Linked DNA regions of Homo sapiens: regions 1, 2, 3 and 4 are each linked to region 5. Evidence: chromatin loops called from intact Hi-C (ENCODE). Cell type or tissue: mammary epithelial cell. All regions are shown on one strand. Region 1 overlaps TGFA (transforming growth factor alpha). Region 2 overlaps TGFA (transforming growth factor alpha). Region 3 overlaps TGFA (transforming growth factor alpha). Region 4 has its middle 27 kb from the start of FAM136A. Region 5 has its middle 64 kb from the start of TGFA.

Region 1 (5,000 bases), 120 kb before region 5:
TTGGAGCTTGCCATGCTGGCTCATGAATGTGTCTATTCTTGTCCCAGTGTTGCAATGTTTTAATTATTTCAGTGTTTTAATGTTTATTAATATTTGGAGGTACAAATCCCTCCACATTTTACATGAGCATTTTCTTGTGCCTTAAAGGTGAACTTTAGAATCATTTAGTTAAGTTCCCCCTTATTCATCCTAATCTTGTGGAAAGAGTAACTAGAACTGCCTTGGGTTTCTAAAGTAATAATGGGAAGAACAGTTCTATAACCTTTTACTTTCCCAGGGGCACAGGTCTCTCTATTAGTCAAATAAATTACCTTAAAAGGAAATTTTATGGTATTCTTCAAACAGATTCTGACACATCTTTTAAAGATTATTTCTACTTGGTCTATAGTCTATATTTTACAACTATTTTGAAGGTGATTCTCTCCAGTATATTTTTTATTGTTACTATGATTATTGTTATTTGAGGGAGATTCTTTTAAGTGTATAATATCATTAACTATAAGCACAATGTTGTACAGCAGATCAATAAAGTTTTTCATCTTGCATAACTGGAACATTCTACCGTTTGAATAGTATAATAATTCCCCATTTTCCCCTCCTGCTCAGTATATTTTTAATTGGTTATTGATGGTTTATAGGAAAACTACTGACTGTTTTCTTACTTGCACCCTACTGGCTACTTTTAAGATTTCTAATAGGCATTTGTGGCAGTTTGTGCGTGCTTCCTTGATATATACTCATATAATTTGTAGAAATAGTGATTTATCTCTTTTCCAACCAGAGGCTCCTGAGCACTGAGGAGCCTGGCTGCCGTGGAGATCTCAGCTGAATACTGCAAAGCTGCTGCCATACCCACATGTGTGAACCTGAAGGCCCCGAGACTGGGGGAAGGAGGTGGTGTTACCAGAGCAGTATCACTGTTATCTGAAGCTTGGACACTGCTTTCCAGTTGCTGCCATAAATTATTTTTATTGTTTTTTAAAAATGAGACTTTAAGACACATATTGCTTCTCAAATAAGAGTCATTCGTAATCTTCACACTCAAGGCAGATCTCCACAGCTCCCTCCAAAATATGCTTCTACCAGAACCCTTTCTTGTTACCACCAAGTTCTTTTGCAGAAAATAGCAGAAAAGGACCTATTTCAAAGGCCATGGACAAAAAATTTTGAGCCACAGGGAAAAAAAAACAGAATACTTCATGCTATTATACCTATGAAGATACAGAAAGAGGCAAAAACTTAATATTGAACCATAACCTCAGACCTGACTCTGGCACAAACCTTTATAGGCAGACAAACCTGAGAGCAAATATTGGCTCTTTGTGACTTACTAATTCTGACCTTGGGCAAGTCACTGAAACTCTCTGGGGCTCAGTTTCCCCATGAATCAATAGGGAATGTTATAAAGGCAAAATGGGTGATATAAAGCACTTGGTATGGTGCATAGTGTTCCTTCCTTCTTTACTTCCTTCATTCATTTACTCACTCAACAAAATATCAAGTGTCTTGTATGCGTCATGCACTGTGCTGGGTACTGGGGATCCATTAATTAACTAGACAGACAAGGTCCCTGCCCTCAAGGAACTTAAGTCTAATGGGGGAGGCAGGCAAATAAGTAAATAAACAAACGAAATCATTATAGACAGCACTGGGTGCTACTAAGGAAATGCACAGAGATGTGATGAAGAGCTACTGCCAGAATCACCATGCAGGGAAAACTTCTCTGAAATGGTGAAGCACATCTGAGACCCGAAGGACATGAATGAGTCAGCCACTGGAAAAACTGGGGAAAGAGCATTCCAGGCAGAAGGAGGAGCAAGTGCAAAGCCTAGAAGTTAGAGAAGGACATGATACATCTGGGAAAAAGAAAGGAGACCAGGGAACCGGAGCATAGAAAGTAAGGAAGAAAGACGTATGAGCTACAGATGGAGTGGGAATGGGTGTTGCACCCGGCAGAGCTCTGCAGGGCAATGGAGAGCTTGGACTTTACTCTGAGAGTATGTTACTATGTATGTTCTTGTAGCTGTTGATATGAGAGATGCAGTATTGGGTTTGCCATTTAAACCAGAAGCTTACACACATTTTTAACTATTTTCTTTGCAACAAAGTATATGACATAGATCTTAACTTAGGAGGCTCATTTTAAGATTGCTAAGCATTTCTGTTCAATTCAGTGAATCTCCAAGGTCCACAACCAGACCTAACCCCATGCACAAAATAATGAAAAGCACTTTCTTCACCTACTATATGGGAGGCACTGAAATAAGAAAAGCCTGCACCAGTGGTCACTGCCTACAAGGAGCTGAGGTCCTTGAGCATCTTCTCCTTTGGGCACATTGCATCCCAGCCCTGCTAACTTCTGATTAAGAACCAGCTGTAGAAAGGAGGGCCAGGCTGGTGGGTAGGATAAGAGAAAGTGGCCTCCAGGTTTTGAAAAGACAGTGGTGGCCTGTGATCTGCTGCTTGACATAAAACTTCCACTGCCAAGAACCTTGGCCATGTCAGCCTGACCAGTAAGAATCATTTTACAGAACCTATGTCACAGCTATCCAGGCTAAGCAATTCTTTCCATCATTTTTTAAAGCTAATTCATATCAAATGCGCAAATCTGTATTTTCACAAAAGGTGTTACAGTTATTTACTTGAGGTACTCTTGCATTGTTCTGCCTTGAAAATTGTTAGATACAAGAGGAAAAATAACTAAAAACAGCTTATTCCAGCATTAACTCTTAGCTCTGCCAATGGAAGAAAGCCAATGTGGTATTTTTATAACCAAAGAAAACTGACTGTTGGTACAATTTCCAGTTTACATAACAGTAGCATTCCAAGAGCTTGTTTGTAAATCATTTGGTGAGATCTCAGAATCCACAGGAAACAGAATATTACAAAAAGTGGGTGAAAGAGCTGGAGCAGCTCATAAAAGCTGGTCTTACCTATTGCATACCTCACCTCTTAAACAGAGTGCTGCTAAATCTGCCATTCTTAACAATACCACCAGGGACAATGTTGGGCACAAATTTTCTGAGAATATGGATTCCTTATGCTGTTCAAACCATCAGCCAGCAGGCTTGGGGCTCCCCCAGGGCCCTGCCTTTCCTGGCATGGGACTAGGGTGGCAGGTGGGAAATAGGCTGCAGGAAGAGGAGGAGATGAGGTTGCAGAGGACCAGAGGTTTGAGGCACCAGTTTCAGATTAACAGAGAGTAAGGGCAACGGGGCTTGGGCTAAGGGTTTTGGAACAGGCTGGAGAGAAAAAAATCAAGACAAGGAATGAGTTTTTTCTTCTCTTTATCCCCTTTATCATCAAGTTAAGTGGAGGGGAGGGGAGGTAGAAGGGACCACCCATTTACTGACTGTAAAAGGTGGCAGGTGCAAAGGTGTGGTGGATGCTGCCCCTCCTCTCCTGGTTTTGTGTGTGGCAGTGAGATCATGTCATACATATATGACAGCTTGCACAGATCTAGTTTGCATAAAAGTCCACACCTGCCAGTGTATAATGGCCAGTATTTGTTCTATATTATAGTTGACAAATGCTTTCACATTCATTTGATCTTTACTGCCTTCAACAGACATGCAAAACCAGATTCGGTCTGTGTTAGAGTCAGGATTCAAGAGTCCTTCCCTCTTTTTCCCCTACACTTGTGGTTTTCAACCCTGGCTGCATACTAGAATCTCTGGGGGAGGTTTTAAAAATTACTGATGCCTGGATGCCATCCCCAGGCCCTGTAAATTAGAATCTCTGGGGTGGGGCCAGGACACTAGTGTTTTTAAAACTCCCCAGGTAATTCTAACGTGCAGCCATAGTTGAGAACTCTAGTTCTACTCAATGGTCCTCAAACTTACAGTGAATATGAATCACTAGGGGAGTTAAAAATGCAGATCCCCAGGCCCTACCTCTGAGATTTGCATTTGGCCTATGAAGCAGACATTCCCATTGCTTACCAGTGTACACTCACCTCTATTTCTAGGTATATAGAGGCCTTCCCGGTCTCCTTGGAGCTAGGTATGGCCATATGAGTTGTTTCAGAGAATGAAATGTGAGCACTGACAAGTAACGCATAACTAGGCGGGAGTACCCAGCTTGCTGATGGATCCCACTTGCTGATATGGAGGTCTAACCTGAACTATCAGTTTTCCTGGGGAGTATCCCAGGGCCCGCAGTGGACACAGAGTGACCGAGAGTTAAACCTGCTGTTAAGCCAGTGAAATTTTGTCACTGCAGCATAACCTAACATCTCCTGACTGAACCTTTTAGTCTGGAGTAAATCTTAATTTTTACAAGCGTTCTGGGTGATTCTTATGCCAACAGCCTATGGTCCACACTTTTAGAAGTAACCTCGATGCCATATTAACTTTCTGTACTTCGTTTCTTTATAAAGAAATAGGTGAGCTACAGAGAGCTAGTATTCACTTATTTACTCAACTTTTATTTTGTATCTATTGTGTCAGACATTGCACTAGGGGTTCATCCGTATGCAGAGCATTTTCACAAGTACAGGGACATGAGAAAGCACTCAACAGCTGGCTGCAGCACAATATTGGGGTGAGACTGAGGAAGGATGACCCTGGGGCTGGCGTTTAGGGAGAAACCCAGGATTGAAGGAAAGGATGTGAGTGAAAACAAATGTGTCGCAAGGTTCTAAAACTGTGAAATAAACATAAGCCGCATAAGTAATTCTATATATTCTAGTAGCCACCTTTAGGATAAAAAGGTGAAATTGATTTGAATAATGTATTTAATTTAACCAAATAAGGTCAAAATAGTGTTACTTCAATAAACAAGCAATACAAACATTTATCGATAAGATATTCAGTTTTAATGTACTAAGTCTTCACTATATGGTATATGGTATCTATTTTCAACACATCTCCATTGGAACTAGCCATGTGTCAAGCACTCCACAGCTGCATGTGGCTGCCATATTGGACGATGCAGTTCTAGACAGAGCTGCCAGAGGCTTCTCGGGATATCCTCTTCAAGGAGGTACCACATGCAAGTGG
Region 2 (5,000 bases), 130 kb before region 5:
ACCAATAGAATATGAATGGGATGTGACTTCAGAGACTAGGTCATAAAAGGCACTGTAACTTCTGCCTTGTTCTCTTTGTCTCTCTCTCTTGGATTGGTCACTCTGGAGGAAGCTAGTTGCTAAGTCATTGAGACACACAATGGAGAGGTCCATGTGGAAAGACTGAGGCCTCCCAACAATAGCTTGTAAGTGAGCCATTCTTCAGCCCCACTCAAGCCTTCAGATGACAGTGCAGCCCCAGTTGCCATCTTGACAGCAACCTCAATGAGAGACCCTGACCCAGAACCTCCCAGCAAAGCCACTTCTGAATTCCTCTCAGACCCTGTGTGGGAAAATAAATGTTTATTGCTTTAAGCTACTAAATTTTAATTTGTCATATAGCAATAAATAACATACACTTTGAGTTTCTATAAGTATTCTTTAAGCAAGAAAGTCTGCAAACCTCTCACCTCAGGGAAAATTCTGATTTTTTTTTTTTTTAGTGCCTTTCTTAAAATAGTCTACTATAGAGTAATGGGGACAACAACAACAACAAAACACATTTACCAAATACGTTGGATGTTGGCCTTTGTGCTAACAGTTTTATACGTACTACCTAAGTTAATTCTTATAAAAGCCCTGTGATATAGGTTCTATTATTCTATCCATTTTACAGATGAGGAATACAGGTTTAGAGAGGTTAAAAGCCTTGCCTAAAGATGTAGGGCTAGGAAGAGGCAGAAGGGAAATCCAAAAACAGGCAGTGTGACCTCAGAGTCCTAGCTCTAAAGCTCTAGGTTACAGGAACAGAGTACAGTAGGAAAACCACCTCCCATGACCTGATTTCTACATTGATAGAACTTAGTTCTCCATCAATTTTGCCAGCAGTCCTGGAATGCTGTTGGATTATATAAATTTGTGGTCAGCTAAGGCCTCTGGCTGTTTCTCCACTTAAACTACTGTCAAATTTGGCCTCATATCTTCCTGATTAAATCATTACTCTTAACCTAAATACTGACTGTTATTATAAATGTGTCACTGTTCAATTTAACTTGGTTGGTTGGCTGTGATCCATTGTTCTGGCTCAAAACTTTTTTTTTTTCTCTTGAGTCTTTATTCTATCATCCAATACTTCAGCTATCATTCTGGGCACTGTGTTGTCTCTAAATCTGATAAACTTTTCCTTATATGTCTTCCTTTGATTTGCTCATAAAAGTCTCAACAGGAAAGAAGGATAAAGCCTGCTGGCACACCCAGGAGTCCCCCTTCTAGGTCAATGCGAATACATCAACAAATGTTTTCTGAAGATGACCTAGTTAAAAACGTCCTACCCTTCCCAAAAGCTTCTAGGTAAACCCATGTTGAGTATGTTTGGGGATCTCTTCATTTAAAGAGGTCACTGGCATTGTTCCTTCTCACCAACTAGCCAACTGTGAACTCTTGTAACTCATATTTCTCCATTTTGTCCAACTGAATATTTTGATTTTGTCATGTGCCTTGTTGAACTCAACGTGTATCCTCTTATACAGCCTTATGCTGGTGGCATTTCCCTCATCAGTCTTACAACACTAAAAAAGAAGTAAAGTTAATCTGCTGTGACTTTTCATTCTTTATTTGCTGTAATAAATTGGTCTAATGTTTTCCTGGGAGTGTCAAGTTTTATAATCTACATTCTAAACAATCTTCAGGCATTTTTACATCATTAAAGTCAGAAATGTATTTGTCTTTTTCCATTCTCTGAGCAATTTTTACATTTGCTGCTATTTCTTAAAAATCACCAACAGGGATGGGTGATTTTTGCTACAGGTTTCTCAGTACATTGAAGTAAAATTCATCTGTACCTGTGATGAGTAAACTCATCTGTGGTATTAGGGGTCTTTTACTAGGATACTCACTCAACCTTTTATTTCATATTTACTATGTTTGTTTTATTCTTTTTGACAGAAAATATAAAAGCAAAATTATGTCAATAATAGTCTTTTCCTGGTTTTGCACTAACCTTTTCTACCTGCCACAAGAGATGGACTTATTCCTTCCTTTTTTTACCTGTCTGCTCCCAAAGATAGCCTCAGAAAACCATTGGTTTGTGGCCAATAGCCACAACTCTAGTTCTTTCTGTCCTTCAGTTTTCCTGACATTCTCATAAACACCTGCCACCTAGGAGGCACTAACGTGCTTGTTCCCTCAACAAAGTGCTCTTCCATTCTATTCTTTGTCACCTCTTGGGACACATCCTTCTTTTGATGTTCTTGCATAACTTACTAGATGATGTATCAGAGAATTCCTTCTGCAGCCACATTTGGGTTCCTTACAGTCTCTCTCCCCTTTACTTTCTCATGAACCCTTTGACTACAAACTCAGAACTCTATGAGCCTCTCAACTGGCCTGGCCTTATTCCCTTGTAGAATCATGCTTGTGGGATCACATGTGGTTTTACCCTGAATTTTTGGACACTCTGATTGCCTGAAATTGAACTCTACCTAGTGTTTCCTTCTCTCACTTCTATAGCACATATAGATATCAACCTGTTATCCTTTCTGATCAAGACTGCATTCACAGAAGCAGGTGTCCCTGTTGTCTTCTTTATCTTCTGAGTAATACATAACCAACAAGTATGTAAAGAATTCTTCAGGTGTTCAATTTGCAGCATGCTGAGATTTCCAGAAAATATACCCATCTGAAGTTTGTTGCCAAACCACATTCTATCCTTATGACTACTTTGTCATCAAGATCCAGACAATATTAATTTCTTAGATCAACCATCTATCTACAGAATTGATCTATGATGATTTAACTTTTGATATCCCGATTATTTTTTCTTGAAGCAACTGTCCATGTCATTATTGAGCCTATTTGTTTATTTGGGGCTGCCTGGCAAACATTTCTTTACTTCATAACAGCACTCAGGTTTTCTTTTAGGGAATTACCTCTTCCCCTACAGGTTTACATTGGCTTATCACCATGTTCAGATGTGCTACCCACCCTTCCATCCTCTTTACCTCAAATATGAATCTTGATAAGAAAGACAAAAAGATAATGCTGATGGAATTCATGCATTATAACTGTGGCATGTTGAGCAGAGTTTCTGTTCTGAGATAGAATCTGCCATTCCTGATTCCTGGCTTCCTGGAGTCATCTGGGTTACTGTTCTGTTCTAAGGGTGATTCTCCAGCTTTCCCACAGATTCTGTGTGCTCCCAACAGCCTTCCAACAAAGTTGCTTTTGTTCAAGTTAGTTGGAATTGATTGTTGCAACCAAAGAACCCTAGTTGATGTATTCGGAACAAGATCTGTTCTTCAACTGACTTCTTATAATGCTATTCCTTGTCACCAATTCTCCAGTGCCCACAGGATCATGGAATCACCCATTCAACTCACTGCAACCATTGATTCGCTTCAGTTTTCCAAAAACATTTCCTCAACAAGCCCACAGGCAGAAACTGAATTAAAATGCCAAGTTTCATCTATTCACTGCCCCCAAAGTGAGCTATAAATCTGTAGTTACCCAAGGTGGTAAGTCTTGTTTATAGCAATACTGTGTTCTGTAGCCTTACCGCTCTTCCTTCTTCTCTCAAGCTCACCCTTCCTAAATTGATACGCCTACCTTCACAGTCATCCCCCCCCTTTCTTTTTGAGACAGACTCTTGCCCTGTCACCCAGGCTAGAGTGCAGTGGCACGATCTGGCTCACTGCAACCCCCGCCTCCTGGGTTCAAGTGATTCTTCTGCCTCAGCCTCCCGAGTAGCTGGGATTACAGGTGCCCGCCACCGTGCCTGGCTAATTTTTGTATTTTTAGTAGAGATGGGGTTTCACCATGTTGGCCAGGCTGGTCTCGAACTCCTGACCTCATGATCCACCTGCCTCGGCCTCCCAAAGTGCTGGCACAGTCCCTTTTAGTGTTTTATGAAATTAGAAAATAAATCCAGGATCACCTCTGAAGACTGAGAATCAATCCAAAGGAACCGAGCACTGCTTAGTTTTCAAACCATCCCTGCTACCCTTCCCATAGCATCTGGCTTGACCATTTTGAGACTTTTTTCCCTCCCTGCAATTTCAGCTTAGGGACATACTGATCAGCTCAGTGGCTCTTTTGCCAAACATGTACTTACTTACTTCCCTGTCTTTGTATGCTACAAAGACATTATAGCTGAAATTATATTCATATATTGCATTTATACAGGCAACCACCCCACTCTGGTGGCTGGCTGTGTTGGCCCTTCTCCATCAAGTCTCAGATGAACAGTCAAGAAAGACCAGATACTTACTAATTGGCTACATCAGGGGCAACGCTGTATCCTTCAGCAGGAAGTCACAATTCACAATCATATTTCCTCCTCCTGGAACCGAGGACTCTTCTACACTCCCAAATGCCAAGCTGATAGTATTTGAAAGGCAAAAGCTCACAAAATATATATCTTAATTACAGTGCCCTGAACATATTTTTCCTAGCCTGCTACATCAGGAAGTCATTGCTTTCTACTGCCCACTGGAGTGGACTTTTCCCTCACCTACCCACTTGTGACACTCTTCTTGCAGATGGAGGTCTATATTTTGCCTCCAGCCAATATGGCAAAAATGACCTCTGTAGACTTAGATGGTGAAACAATGAATATTCTGACCTATTCCACAGTGGCCCTTAAGGGACGAAGGGTACAGGGAACAAAGGCAGGATATTTTGCCTCCTTCCATCCGTGTCTGAGTACCTCTAAGGTATACTCCTCTTGGTTGTATGAGACCCCAACCACAAACACCAAAGCTGTCTCTCAAAAACATCTAAGCAAATTGCAACAAGATCCTTATAATTGCACCCCCTGCCTTTATTCATTTCTTGTGTTTTTTGTTTGTTTGTTGTTGTTGTTTGTCTTTTTTTTTGAGACAGGGTCTCACTTTGTTGTTCAGGCTGGAGTGCAGTGAGGCAAACACAGCCTCCTGGGTTCAAGTCATCCTCCTGCCTCTGCCTCCCAAGTAGCTGGGACTACAGGTGCGCGCTACCACACCAGGCTACTTTTTGTGTTTTTTTGT
Region 3 (5,000 bases), 76 kb before region 5:
ACCCTAACCTTCAGCAACCACAACCCTGATCAGTCAGCAGCCAACGACATCAAGGTGATATCCTTCACCAACAAAGATTATGATTTGCTGAAGGCTTAGATAATTGTTAGCATTTTAAACAATACAGTATTTTTAATTAAGGTATGTAATTTGTTTAGGCATAATGCTATTGCACACTTAATAGAACACAGTATAGTGTAAACATAACTTTTATATGCACCGGGAAACCAAAAAGTTCATGTGACTCACTTTATTGTGATATCTGCTTTATTGTGGTGGCCCGGAGCTGGGCCTGCTGTATCTCTGAGGTATGCCTATACTTCTCAAACTTTTCCATCAAAACCCCCGTAAAATGGCAGAGAGAGGGAACTCATACCTATCCCTCTAGTCTGGGAACACAGCCTGAAGCAATCCAATGGAAGAAAAAAAAATCACAATTTACATAAAGCCTTATCTTTTATCCTAAAAATTAACTTTGATATTTTTGTTTGTTTGTTTGAGGTGGAGTCTCACTCTGTCGCCCAGGCTGGAGTGAAGTGGCACAATCTCAGCACACTGCAACCTCCGCCTCCTAGGTTCAAGCGATTCTCCTGTCTCAGCTTCTCAAGTAGCTGGGATTACAGGCACCTGCCATTATGCCCAGCTAATTTTTATATTTTTAGTAGAGTTGGGGTTTCAACATGTTGGCCAGGCTGGTCTTGAACTCCTGACCTCAAGTGATCTGCCCGCCTCGGCCTCCCAAAGTGCTGGGATTACAGGTATGAGACACCACAGCCAGACAACCTTGATATTTCAATCTTGCATCCTATTCATTAACACATCTAAGTTTGTTTTAATATAGAAAACAATGTTATGACTTGCCACTTAAGTTCCTTTTTCATTCTCTAGTTGTTCCCGTGCCAGGTGTGGTCTGTGGTTCCACATATGCCATGGCATACTCTACACTAGTACTCCCATTTGAGAAGGGGACATGAAAATAGACAGTCTCAGTTCACCAGAATGTGGAGGATTGCAGGCCTGCCTCATGACCCGGCCCAATTCTTATAAAACACTAAGTTCCAGAAACAATAGGAGAGAGGATAAGCAGGTTCACCATGCCTTTCAGTACAGTAAGACCCAGTGCCCACCAGTCTCTGGCCAAGTGAGAGAATGGCCAGAGAACAGAGAGAGAAACGTGGTAAGTAATCCTTCCCTTCAACATCACCTAGGTAGGAGGGAAGTCAAGGTCTCATTATGAGGGTTAGAAGTGATGGGTATCCACTGGAATACACTTTATCTTCTTGGTCCTGAATATTTTCTGCCTTAATTTTCTAGTGCAATAACACATTCCAACTCATAAGAGTGGTTCATTATAGCCATGATCCTTAGATCAATGGAACAGAACAGAAACTCGACAGACAGACCCAAGTACTCCTAAGAATGTATCAAGTGACAAAGTGAGATTTGAGATCAGTGAGTGGAGAATAAACTATTCAATAAATGATGTTAGAATAACTGGATCATTATTTGACAAAAAGGCAAGTTAGATGTTTACCCCACATCTTACACCAAAATCCACACCCAAAGAATTAAAATTTAGATTTGAAGGTAACTACATAAATGTATGAGGGGAAATCAGAGATCAAAGAGTCACAGAAAATCATTTCTACCCCAAGACTAAGTATTACACAAAAGTAGAAATCATAAAGGGATTATGAACAGATTTTTAGTCCCTAAGGTTAAAAACAAAAAAATTACACTTTTAGTAAACCTAAATACAACTCACATAAATTTAAAAGGCAAGATGACAAAATATTTTCAGTGTGTATTTTTAAAAACTGCTTACAAATCAATAATAAAATCACTAACCTACCCAAAACAGGGCCTAAGGATACAAACAGGTAACTCACAAGAAAATAAATTTAAATACTCAACCATGAAGCAGCATTCAATCTTACTGAAAACCAAAGAAATACAAATTAAAATGAGATACCATTTTGCCAACAGAATTAGCAAAGTCTAGAGAATGAAAATATTCACAACCATTCACACATAAACAATAGAAGTATAAACGTGCACAGCTTTTCTGTTGTCAAAATATATTAAGAGACAAAAAAAGTGTGAAACTTTTGACCTAGTGATCAATTTCTCATGATTCATCCATAGAAAATAATTTTAAAATGCTGATAATAACTCAGTGGCAAGAATTTTCATTTCAGGTTTGAATATTTAAAAGTTTAAAGCAATCTATATCTCCATCAATAGCGATGGATTAATAAGTGATAAGAGTTGTATAACAGAATATATCCTAGCCATTAAAAATTAATAGTTTATAGATATATTTATATGTTTGCCACAGAAATATTTTCCCCATATACTGTAAGCGAAAAGCAGATTTTAAAACAGAATCTAGCAATGTTGTGAAGGGAAAAAAATGACTATACAAATATCTGTATCCTTGCCCAGAAAGAAGGCTGGTAGGACACCTGGCAGTTAAATCTAGTAAGAGGATGTCTCTGGTGAGTCAATCTGGGGGTGTTTTTACACGCTGTTTGCAGATTCTGATTTCTGCTTCATTTTGGGAAAACAATGTGCAGGATTGAACTGAGGCTGGTGGAAAAGGAGTGTGTCGTGAAGAGCTCACACAGGGAGATGGCAGCAGAGGATGCACGTGTTCTATGAATGAGAAGAGGCCGGTGCTGTGGCCAGCACAGGGGTGTGCTTGTTTTGAGGGTTTTCTTTGTTGGGGGAGGAGAGTGCTTGATGAGATTCAGAGAGAGTCCAGATCCAGAAGGATTCTCCATCTGTGTGATCTATGAGTTTACCTCACATTCCTAAAAACTGCTCAGGCCCCAGGCTTGCTTTCATTCCAGTTCAGGGACCTATGATTCATCCCCTGAAACCCTAATTATAACACCCTAGGTCTGCTATGTGCAAAAAACATCTGTCATTGTTGAAATTTGCTGGCAGGGAGTGTGTACAGCACGCAGACCGGCCTGATGATGCGATCCTCCACTGCAAAACTTAAAACCCAGAAACCATCCCGAGGTGAGAAGGGTTCCAGCCAAAAGTTTCCAACTGCGCTCGGTGACAAATAAGATGGACAGGTTATGGCCACCATAATTCATTTGGCAATTCCTCAGGGCTGCTGCCATGGCGGAAGTTACAGATCTTAAGCTCTGTCAACCCCCCCAAAAAATATATATCATAAATTTGAGTTTTCCTTGTTAGTTGCTAAGAACTGGGAGAGGGAAGGGAGGAAAGTCTGTAATTGCAAACACCTTGTTTATCAGCTTCAGCCACTTTTGTGTGACCACATTACCTGAACTATTAGCCAGTTAATCTCCTATGCCTCTTGGAAGTACAGTAATTACAAAGAGAATGCCTCAGACCTGGCAAGAGATGATGAAAACGAGTAAAGGTATATCTATCCTCTCAGCGCCTAGGAGAATTGTTTACTGACCTCATTCAAACTCAGACTAAAGCCCCTAAGGAACCCAAGCTGAAGATACGGTCTCATTGTAAGAATCTAATATTTTAACCTAGAAGTGCTGATTTTAAAAACACAGCAGAAAATAAACAAAATCAACCAACCAACAATAAATTCTCTCATATAAGCATTGGTTGTGCACCTAATGGACACAATGGTAAATTTGGAGGTTTTTAAGGTGTATTTGGAGGTTTTCAAGCTTTTTAAAGTTTAACAAAGCATCAAGATGCTGCTCAGCAGCCTCAGCTACAAATTACAATGTCATATACTCTCCAAATCAGAAGTGGCATTGCTATAACAACTGTGGTATATGCACGTATGCAGACAAACTAAGGTTATTTACCTGGTCTTATGGGAACACTGTTACTTATGAAACTTTTCCTTCAATTTTATTTAAAAGAAGGGTATTTGCACTTTGGGAGGCCGAGGTGGGCAGATCATTTAAGGTCAGGAGTTCGAGACCAGCCTGGCCAACATGGTGAAACCCTATCTCTACTAAAAATACAAAAATTAGCCGGGCGTAGTGGCGGGCGCCTGTAATCCCAGGTACTTGGGAGGCTGAAGCAGGAGAATCGCTTGAACCCGGGAGGTGGAGGTTGCAGTGAGCCAAGATTGCGCCATTGCACTCCAGCCTGGGTAACAAGAGTGAAACTCCACCTAAAAAAAATAAAAAGAAAACTTAAAAATAAAAGAAGGGTTTTTTCCCTCTAAATATCATCAAGAAAAACAAACTTTAAAATATGTCTTATCTTGGGGGCCTTGATACTTACTTTATTTCACATTTGTTAAAGTCATATTACTAGGCCTGGCATGGTGGCTCATGCCCGTAATCCCAGCACTTTGGGAGGCTGAGGCAGGTGGATCTCTTGAGTCCAGGAGTTTGAGACCAGCCTGGCCAACATGGCAAAACCCCATCTCTACTAAAGAATACAAAAATTAGCTGGGCATGGTACACAGCTGTAATCCCAGCTACTTGGGAGGCTGAGGCACGAGAATTGCTTGAACTCAGGAGGCAGAGGTTGCAGTGAGCTGAGATTGCGCCACTTCACCCTAGCCTGGGCGACAGAGCGAGACTCTGTCTCAAAAAAAAAAAAAAGAAAAAAAAAGACTACATTAACTGGGGCCACAGATACAAAAAATGTTTCTTTAATTAAAAGGAGTTCATTTATAAATCTATGCTAAAATTTTAGAAATTTGAGTTGAATAGATTGTGAGGAAAATATGTAATTACCAAAACTGACTCAAAAAGTAGAAAATTTGAACTGACCACTAAAAAGGGACCAGGCCAGAAGCTTCTTAGCAATTTCTTTCAAGCCTTCACAAAATTGTTGGTTATCCTGATACTTCAACTAGCAGAACACAAAAAAGATGAGATGCTTTAAAATTTATTTTATAAAGCTGACATAATATTGATATCAAAATCTAAAAAAGAAAACAAAGCCCCAAATACTTCATAATGGAGCAGATCTAGCAGTTTATACAGAGAATAATACCACATAGCCAAGAAGAGTTTATTTCAAGAATTTAAAGG
Region 4 (5,000 bases), 290 kb before region 5:
CACCAAAGGAAAAAGAAATAGGAATGGCTAATAAGCATATCGTTGGAGAAGGCTTTGTCCTCCTAAAAAGATATGTTGAAGTCCCAACCCCTAGTACTTCAGACTGTGATCTTATTTGGAAATAGGGCCTGTACACTTGGATTAATTTATATTCTAGTTAAACTGAGGTCATAGAGTGGTCTCTAATCCATTGTGACTGGGTGTCCTTATAGAGTGGGGACATTTGGACAGAGGCAGACAGGCACAGAGGGAAGACACGTGAAGAGGCACAGAGAGAAGACAGCCCTGCAAGCCAAGGGACAGCTGAGGCTACCTGCAGCCAGGAGAGAGGCGGGAGCAGATCCTTCCCTACCATCTTCAGAGGTGAGACCATCAATATCTGTTGTTTTAGGCCACGCAGCTTGTCACACTTTGTTAGAGCAGCCTGAGGAAACTAATGCATGTATGAAATCATATTCAGTTTCACTAAACATTTAAGAAATCAAAAAGAAAACAAATCACGGTTCTTCCTATCACACAGTTCAACTCGTTGGCTAGCAGGGCAAAACCTTTTGCAGGCGAGGATGAGAGGAAAAAGGACCGTTTACACGGTGGTGATGTAAATGGTACGACTAGCCTGTAGAGCAAGGTCATTTAGCAGTGAATATCATAAGCCACAAATACATGAAAACTCCTTGACCCAACAATTCATCTTGAAGGAGGGAGATAAGCAGACATGTTTGGAAAGATATGTGAACTAGGATGTATAGTACAGCATTTATAATATTCCACGTTTGGAAGCAACTAAACGTGTAAGAACAGGAAACAGATTAAATAACTAACAAAAGGACCGTGCAATGAAGTACCCCACAGACACAAAGAACCACACTGTAGGAGAATTTTTTTTGGTAAGAAAGAAGTATGTTACATTTGATTGAGTGAAAAAACTCAAGTAACAAAATAGTTTATGCATCATGATTTATTTTTAAAATAAGAAACAAATGTTATATATACATGCCTAGAAGAAAATCTGAAGAATCACAGCACAACTGTTAAGGGTCATCACATAGGAGTGATTGGATTAGAAATGACTATAATTTTCTTCTGAATGTTTACAGGGGTTTCTAAGTTTTCTTTAATAAATGTGTCTTCTTGCTCACAGCTGTAATCCCAGCACTTTGGGAGGCCGAGGTGGTCGGATCATTTGAGGTCAGGAGTTTGACACCAGCCTGGCCAACATGGTGAAACCCCGTCTCTATTAAAAATACAAAAATTAGTCCGGGCACGGTGGCTCACGCCTGTAATCCCACCACTTTGGGAGGCCGAGGCGGGCGGATCACGAGGTCAGGAGATGGAGACCATCCTGGCTAACACGGTGAAACCCATCTCTACTAAAAATACAAAAAAATTAGCTGGGTGTGGTGGCAGGCGCCTGTAGTCCCAGCTACTCGGGAGGCTGAGGCAGGAGAATGGCGTGAACCCGGGAGGCGGAGCTTGCAGTGAGCCGAGATCGCGCCACTGCACTCTAGCCTGGGCGACAGAGCGAGACTCGGTCTCAAAAAATAAAAAATAAAAAATAAAAAAAATTAGCTAGGTGTGGTGGCGCATGCCTGTAGTCCCAGCTACTTGGGAGGCTGAGCCAGGAGAATCGCTTGAACCCGGGAGGCAGAGGTTGCAGTGAGCCAAGATCGCGCCATTGCCCTCCAGCCTGGGTGACATAGGCTCCATCTCAAAAAAAAAAAAAAGTGTCTTCTTTAGTTATATAAAATTTCTCTTGTTAGAACATCCATCCTAATTAATGAGAAAAAGAATGAGGACTGATAGTTCATATAATACTAAAGCTCACTCAACAAAACTTTGAAATTATTATTATTTTTAGTTAACTATCAGGTGCTTTATCCACAGATACTTAAGGCCTTATCACTGCCCAGAGACATTAGCTGGACCAAAGGGCAGCATGGGCAAGCTGGGCTGCTCAGCAGGGAGCAGGCGCTGTGGATTTCCGTTTTCATCCCGTCAGCTTGCTCCCTCTGTAATCACAGCTCTGCCCAGATTGTCTTAATGACAACCCTGCCTCACCTGGTTTCCGGAATGGATGCATTCCTTCCCACTTTGATCACAGAATGCTATTCTCATTCTCCAGGGTGTGGGCCCAGCCTGGCTCAGTGCCTGCTTGCCAAGGACCTGCCCTGAGTCACTCTGTCTTTGGTGCCGACAATCTGATTGCTACAGCTGGATATTTTTTCTTTCCTCTCCTTCAACTTGAAGAAAACACCCTCCTACTCACTCCCGCTGCCCTGCCCTGCCCATGGGAATCACTCTAGAGTTTAACAATGTTGTCTGTCCTCTGTCTGTAACTTTGGGAAAACAGGTGAGCTGGGAAGCAGCAGGTGAGCTGGAGTACAGAGTACAAAAGGGCACACTGGGGCTTTGGCTTCTGTTCTGATGGATTGCCAGGGTGTACAAAGCAGTTCTCATGGAAAAGGCATCATGGCAATTTGTTTACTGTGGTTAGTCTTGAGGATCTGCTGTTAATTTAGCCATATATGTGTACACACACACACACACATGCATGCAAATGTGTTAAGAACTATAAAGTTCTCTACAATCGTTATTTAAATATCAGAGACGCTCTTGGTTGAGCTTTTGTTTTTTTTAGAGACAGTCTTGTTCTGTTGCCCAGGCTAGAGTGCAGTGGTGTGATCATAGCTCACGGTAACCTTGAACTCCTGGGCTCAAGAGATCCTCCTGCTTCAGCTTCCTGAGCAGCTGTGACTACTGGCATGGGCCACTATGCCTGCCCAATTAAAACAAATTTTCTTTTGTGTAGATGCGGTCTCAATATGTTGCCCAGGCTGCTTTCAAATTCCCGGCCTCAAATGATCCTTCCACTTCAGCCTTCCAAAGTACTGCTATTATAGGCGTGAGCCACTGCCCTTGGCCTCCAGCCAGCTTTATAGAACATAACTACTGTGAATAATGAAGGTAAACTGTACTTTGCCTCACCCAAGATGGTGGGACCTGTAAAGATTCAAAAGTGCCGGCTGGGCGCGGTGGCTCACGCCTGTAATCCCAGCACTTTGGGAGGCCGAGGCGGGCGGATCACGAGGTCAGGAGATCGAGACCATCCTGGCTAACACGGTGAAACTCTGTGTCTACTAAAAATACAAAAAATAGCCGGGCGTGGTGGTGAGCGCCTGTAGTCCCATCTACTCGGGAGGCAGAGGCAGGAGAATGGCGTGAACCTGGGAGGCGGAGCTTGCAGTGATCCGAGATAGCGCCACTGCACTCCAGCCTGGTTGACAGAGCGAGACTCCGTCTCAAAAAGAAAAAAAAAAAAGAAGATTCAAAAGTGCCTAAGAAGGTTTGAGTGGGCATCTAGGCTCCTGGGGAACATCTGTGTTCCGGTGTTCCACAGCCTGAACCTCCAGCACTCTGTGAGCTCAGAGTGGGGCCCTCTCTCCTCTGCACCCCAGACACCAGCATTAAGTTACTGCTGCTCCTCCCAGCAACCCAGAGGTACCTCTGGAACTTTGTGGCTCAAGCTTGATGTTAGTGGATGTGTTTGATTCTAGGGGCGGGGAGAAGTCTGCAGGAACTTCTTCGGCGGCAGTGTAGAGACTGCTGCTTAGGGCCAGCCTGGGTGGGAACAGATGGGGCTGCTCACCTCCCAGCTGAAGCAAAAAAAAAAAAAAAAAAAAGCAGGGAGGAGACTGCCCCCTATTAGAGGAGAGAAACAGAATTCACAGCTGGAGACACTATTTGGGGGTTGCAAAGAGAGACTATACATTGGATTTGAACCATGAGGTTGGAAGCTGATGGGACTGGGAACAAGTTGGGCTGGAGCAGATGAAACAGGGAGATGTGAACAAAAGAACACCAAGGAGGGGAGCACCAGAGAGGAGCAAAACACATGTCACCCTGCCCATATCCCTCCAGTGGGGGACACAGATGCCAAATAGATAAGCAAAGTGTATCATTATAAATTGGGGGACGTATTATTCAGAAAAGGTAGAGGGCTGTGAAAGAGAATAACAGAGGGGCTTTAACTGAGATGGGGATGGGGGAAGCCAGGAGAGGCCCCAGAACCAAGCTTTGAATTGTGAAAGGATGTGAACCAGGCTGCAGGGGCGCCCAAAGCACATTAGGAGCAGAATGGCCCACCTGGGGTCACCAAGATGGACAGGGCTGGGTGCCTTCCAGGACTGAAAAAACCGTCTGCCTGAGGGGCAGAGAGGCCAGTGGGGTCGGGAGATGAGACCGGGAACAGAGGCAGGGCCAGACCATACCGGCCTGCAGGCTGCGTGAAGGAGCTTGGAGTTTATTCTAAATGCAACTGTGCTCTGGGTGCCTGTCCTCACGGTGTGACTTTTAGGACCACCAAATATATTTGATGGCATTGTTCTATGTTAGAGCAAACTTGCAGATTTTATAAACATTTGAAGGGAGATACACTGCCACGTTTGCAAAGTTGTTTTGAAGGTGGAAGTGGGTGAAACTGTGTTCCTCTTTCTACTTTTAAAATATTTTGCCTTATTTTCTTAACGACTGCATTACTTTGATAAATGTGAACATTATGGGAAAAAGAGCCCCCTGTGCTGATGGCTGAAGTCCCTGGGTCCCATGGGGTAGATTCTGGGCTAATGCTTTATGTTCATGAAGTTTTATAAAAATTGTGATTTTGATTGGGATTGCACTGAATTTATGGATAATATAATTTAAGAAAAAGAGGCTGGGGGCAGTGGCTCATGCCTGTAATCCCAGCACTTTGGGAGGCCGAGGTGGGGAGATCACTTGAGGTCAGATGTTTGAGCCCAGCCTGGCCAAGATGGTGAAACCCCATCTCTGCTAAAAACGCAAAAATTAGCCAGGCGAGGTGGTATGCACGTGTAATCTCAGCTACTTGAGAGGCTGAGGCATGAGAATCACTTGAACCCAGGAGGCAGAGGTTGCAGTGAGCTGAGATTGCGCCACTGCACTCCAGCCTGGACAACAGAGTGAGACTTTGTCTCAAAAAGAAC
Region 5 (5,000 bases):
GCCATAAGTCCCTGGGCCTACCACTGACTGTTTCTCACTCACCTCTCTGGATTCCCACCCTGTTTGTTTGGGGCCTTTAGAGACGTTCCTTAGTGTCTTGAAAGCATGTGTTTGAAAACATTTTTTAGTCAGGCATGTAGTCGTGGTCTGTATTGTGCATTGTGGTATAAAGTAGGTTTGACTGTAAATCCATACCTCCCACCCAGATGGCTACATATGTCCTAGGAACTGTCCCCAAAGTCGTCATTGTCTTCATCAGTTGCCATCTTAAGGTTGGCACCCTCGGGATTGTAACATTGTGACTTAACCAAATTCTAGGAGCTTTTTTCCTTTCCTACTTCTCTTTCCCCTCCTTCCTTCTTCCTTTTGGCTGAACACACATTAGCAGAATAGAATATTCCACCCCTCTGTATAGCACTCCCAGAACCCCCCACTCCAGGAGTAGTTAGGGGACCACCATGTAACAGCACAATATTGCCAAAACTTGCTCTTCCTTTGTGTAAGAGGAAGGTGTCTGGCCATTAAGCTGGTGGCCAAAGACCTTAACTGTCTTGGTCTGTAGAGGCTGCTGTAACAGAGTGCCACCGTCTGGATGGCCTATCAGCAACAGAAATTGGTTCTCACACTCCTGGAAGCTGGAAGTCCCAGATCAAGATGCTGGCAGATTTGGTGTCTGGTGAGGACCTGCTTCCTGGCCCAAAGACGGATGTCTTCTAGCTTTGTCCTCACATGGCAGGAGGAGGCAGAGAGCCCTCTGGAGTCTCTTATAAAGGTACTAATACTGTCAGCCTCCATCCTCAGGACTGAATCACCTCACAAAGACCCCACCTCCCAATATCATTACACTGGGGGTTAGGTTGTCAATATATGAATTTAGGGGAACATAAACATTCAGTTTATTGCACCCACAAATGAGTCCCACTCAATAATTCATACTGTAAACTCCAGTCCAGCCTTTGCTTAGATAGACACAGTGTGTGCCAATGACCTCACATCTCTAGCAAGGCTAGGAGATCCAGAGGCTGGAAGCACCCCAGGAGCCTCTTGCCTAACTGTGTGTTCTGCTGATGGTTCAGGAAATCCATATACAGTACTACCAAAGGTTCCAGAGATCCATAAAGCACTATTTTTACAACGTGAACTTCTTCAACTAAACCCTCTAGTCCTGTATAGCCCAAGTCCGGTGACTCAGTTTGTAAAGGGTTAATTACTTGTGGAGTTCTTCTCTGCCTTGGAAAGTAAAGAAAGCAAGGAAAGCAGGTGACAGGAAGCTAACAGCAGCCCCTCTAGCTGTCTTTGCAGGAGAACCTCCTATTGCAGTTAGGTAGCCCTTGCAGGGTATCTGGCTGGAGGTCAGGTTTCCCTTGGAACACCCCCTTGCTCAGCTCACTAAGGGCAGCAGGGTTCCTCCTGGAGAGCTTTTCTGGAGGAGCCACCAGGTGTGAGCCACTTATGGCTAGCCACATCCGGAGTTCAGACAATTCATCTGGTGTGAAACCTCTTCTGGGAATATTCTCCTAACTCAGCAGAGTGGAGTGAGTAACCTGCTCCCAGGTGCCTGTCACAGCTTGACAGGTCAGCCTGACCTCACATCTAGAAGGCAGGTAGTAAAGCTCAGGGAGTGTTGCAACCTTGGTTTATAACCACAGCACGTGTCCAAGGTAGACAGAATGGAAGCGCTGAGCCTGATACTCCACAGGGCTCACTCCTGAGAGCCAGGCCAGCCTCTGGGGATGACAGGGGGTCCCACCCGCTTCGCTGTGATACCGGCCCAGCCTGCCTGGGAGCCACTGCTCCCCAAGCAGGGCAGAGCATAAACAGTGCACCTTGGACACACCAGCATGGAATGCATGGGGGCACTCCTCGCTTCTGGGTGCCCTGTGCGTTTTGTTCTCCTGCATCTTCAAGGAAGAGAGGAACACTCTGGAAATAGAAGACTCAGGGAAGAAGCCCTTTACTCCTCATAGGGCGTGAGTGTTTTTAGCCCACCAAGTCCTGTGGCCCAGAACCTGGGTCCCACCATGACAGAAAGATAAAGTGTATCTTTTCAGAGAGGACCTCAGATGACTGTGGCATGGTGCTTGGCATTTCCTGAGAAATGTTGCATCCAGCCAGCCTAAGTCTGTGCATCAAAGGTTGTGAGCCACCATCTTGAAGATCACAGTTGCTAAAACAGAAATTAAGTGACAGGGAGGTGACAGGTTATAATGTATCAATAAGGACAAACAGGGTAGAAGGAATCAACCTCAGCCTGGAAAAATTCAGACCCTGCAGTTGTTGGCAAAGAAAAAGGCGTCCATGGTCTGGCTGAAAGGCTGACTTGCTGGAACACTCCAGGGAACTGGGCGCAGAGAGTGTCAGAACTGTTCACAACATTCTAAACCCAGTCCCAGTTTGGGCCTAACCTTAAGCAAGGACTGGCTTAGGGAATCTGTTTTCCACATCTTGGAAAAGGGTTTGATGATACCTACTACTTGGATGTGCACTGAAGGATTTAATTAATGTTTGCAAAGCACTTTGAGATGCAGTTGTAGGGCCCACAGCCAAAAACATAGCCAGCTTGTTTAGATTGGCAGTAAAAAAGTTAAGCACTCTTTACTAATTAACACCCTATTAGTATAACAGCAATATCCATGTTGAGTTACTCAAGACCGTGTTTATTTTCACCACTCTGTGTAGTTTGGTTTCTAAGCTAAGGAAGTCTGAACTTACCTGGTGGTGTGAGGTAATCAATTACTGAAACCTCCCTTCAAGCCAAACTCTACCGACAAAGAAATATGCTAAGATGGGTGCATGCCAGGAAATGCCAGTCAAACAGGTGCCTGTTGGGGAAAGACCATAACCAGAAACCCTGGCAAATATTTCCCAAACCAAAGCTCCCTGGACTCCAGAATGCAGTTCCTGGGAGGAGCCTGGCTGGGCATGAGGAGGGTGCCACCTGCTGGCACCAGGGTGTATTTTCTGTGATTTGCAAGCCCACGTGCAAGTGTCTGCAGGAACAGAATTTAAGACAATTGGCCAGGTGCGGTGGCTCACGCCTGTAACCCCAGAACTCTAGGAGGCTGAGGTGGGCGGATCACCTGAGGTCAGGAGTTCGAGACCAGCATGGCCAACATGGTGAAACCCTGTCTCTACTAATCAGTTGGGCGTGGTGGCGCATGCCTGTAATCCCAGCTACTTGGGAGGCTGAGGCAGGAGAATCACTTGAACCTGGGAGGCAGAGGTTGTGGTGAGCCGAGATCGTGCCACTGCACTCCAGCCTGGGAGACAGAGCAAGACTCCACCTCAAAAAAATTATTAGACCCACCTCCATTTCTATAAATGGCAATAAAGTCCAACATAACCATTATGGGAAAGTAAAATACACAAATATAGGCCTGTGCGATGTAGTATACCTGGAAAGTTTAGAAAGGAGCAGAGGTTGCTTTTTGCAGCTAATAATCTTGCAATAACAATGGCAGATTTATAAATTGTACTTCAGTCGGGACCTACGTTTTATCTAATTCTATTTAACATATAAATATCTCTTAATTAAGCTGTGTTCACCAATTGAAAATGTCTACACTGGATTTGGCACAGCAATAAATTATGCTTGCATTAATTTTCATCAATGTCGAATTTGTTGGCTTCAAAACATTTTTTGGTGTGCTACCAGCCCTAAAGAGGTTATGAAGTTGAGAGTAGAACTGTCAACACAGGCATAATCCACTAAGTAAGTAGCTAATGATTGCTAGACAATAGATGAATAGCCAAACATTGAGAGTAGCCAACCTGTACACAAATAAATTAATCTCTGAATCAATTCATTCAGAAGGTGAGGAAGTGAGCCGTGCAGATATCGGAGGGCAAACTGCACAAGTCAGAGGGCACAGCAATGGAAAGGTGCTAAGGAGGGAGTGTTCCTGGCATCCTAAGGAGGAGCAGGGAGCCAGTCCTAGAGTAGAGTGAGTGGGGCCCTTTCAACCTGGACATGTGGAGCAGTCTTGAGTCCAACCAGAAGCTGGGAGTCCGGTCTGGCCCAGCCTACCCCACCCCAAATCACAGCCAATCTATAGACCTAGGAGCATGGAAATAAATTATCAGGGTTGTAAGTCACTGAAATTGTAAGACCATTTGTTATGCAGCATTATTATAGCAATAGCTGACAAACACATTAATCTAATAATCACCCTATTGTACTAGCAGATGAGATCATACAGGTAATGGGGGTGAAGGGCAGATTTATAAGGTCTTGTAGCCAGTAATGGAGGAAGAACACCAGGAGAGTGGTGTTCAGAGATCAAATGAAGAAAGAATGTTAAAGAAGACAGCAGGACCCAAAGTATCAAATGCTACAGATAAGAGAGTGACCATATACTTTACTATACAAAGTATGGCACTTTTAAAGTCGAAAAAGGGCACCCAACTTTGGCAGGACAACAATAAGCTAGGGATGTTCTGGGCGAACTGAGATGTGTGGTCAAGTAAAGTGAGAATTGAGGTTTGAACACAGATTTAGCAACTAAGAAGTCACTGATAATCTCCCCAAGAGCAGTTTTGGTGAACTAGAGGGTTGAGTTTAGTCCAGTTGGATTGAGTTCAAGAAAAAGTGGTAAGAGTGTGAGTACAGGCAACTTTTCTGAGAAACGTTGCTGTAAATGAGAAAAGTAAATGGGGAAATAGCTAAAGGGAGATGTGAAAACAATATTTGGCATTTTTTTAATAGGAGAAGGATATAAATGTTTATTTGCTGATGGGAATGATGCAGCTAACAGGAGAAAGTTTGTGATAAGAGGGAGAGGGAGAAATGCTATGTGAGGCCCTTGAGTATAGGAGAGAGGCTGGGATCTGATGGACAAATGAGGGTGTCGTCCTCTGCTAGGATCAGGATCCACTCATCCAAGGAATAAGATGGAAGGCAAGGAGTAGACACAGAGTGAGAGATGATGGAATGTTTCTTTTAATTTTGTCAGTGAAACTGAAAGCAAATTCGTCAGCTGAGAGGAGGAGAGCTTGCAGGA

What was found. Peaks named below come from ENCODE experiments on the same cell type or tissue, not always from the same donor. Only the 100,000 strongest peaks of a DNase experiment are listed, where the experiment ranks them.
Region 1: it touches region 5 in a loop (4-fold over the local background); 7 of 110 quality-filtered maps call a loop at or near these places.
Region 2: a loop joins it to region 5, with 6 times the contacts of the local background. A loop is called at or near these places in 6 of 110 quality-filtered maps.
Region 3: it touches region 5 in a loop (6-fold over the local background); 33 of 110 quality-filtered maps call a loop at or near these places.
Region 4: a loop joins it to region 5, with 4 times the contacts of the local background. A loop is called at or near these places in 6 of 110 quality-filtered maps.

What each region holds. Positions count from the first base shown.
Region 1 is chr2:70,495,251-70,500,250 of GRCh38, forward strand. All of the region lies in intron 2 of TGFA (transforming growth factor alpha), which reads right to left. Among named protein-coding and RNA genes, the nearest start is that of TGFA-IT1, 16 kb to the left of the region's middle. In mammary epithelial cell, CTCF peaks have their summits at 1,799 and 3,043; no DNase peak of the experiment used is centred here.
Region 2 is chr2:70,481,646-70,486,645 of GRCh38, forward strand. The region is part of intron 2 of TGFA (transforming growth factor alpha); the gene reads right to left. Among named protein-coding and RNA genes, the nearest start is that of TGFA-IT1, 2.5 kb to the left of the region's middle. In mammary epithelial cell, no CTCF peak of the experiment used is centred here; no DNase peak of the experiment used is centred here.
Region 3 is chr2:70,538,975-70,543,974 of GRCh38, forward strand. All of the region lies in intron 1 of TGFA (transforming growth factor alpha), which reads right to left. Among named protein-coding and RNA genes, the nearest start is that of TGFA, 12 kb to the right of the region's middle. In mammary epithelial cell, no CTCF peak of the experiment used is centred here; a DNase peak (open chromatin) is centred at 2,857; H3K27ac peaks cover 2,893 bases.
Region 4 is chr2:70,327,028-70,332,027 of GRCh38, forward strand. No RefSeq gene overlaps it. Among named protein-coding and RNA genes, the nearest start is that of FAM136A, 27 kb to the left of the region's middle. RefSeq lists a silencer at 2,790-3,084. In mammary epithelial cell, no CTCF peak of the experiment used is centred here; a DNase peak (open chromatin) is centred at 2,124; H3K27ac peaks cover 1,513 bases.
Region 5 is chr2:70,614,844-70,619,843 of GRCh38, forward strand. No RefSeq gene overlaps it. Among named protein-coding and RNA genes, the nearest start is that of TGFA, 64 kb to the left of the region's middle. In mammary epithelial cell, CTCF peaks have their summits at 588 (motif pointing left) and 2,936 (motif pointing left); DNase peaks (open chromatin) are centred at 1,548 and 2,918; H3K27ac peaks cover 1,007 bases.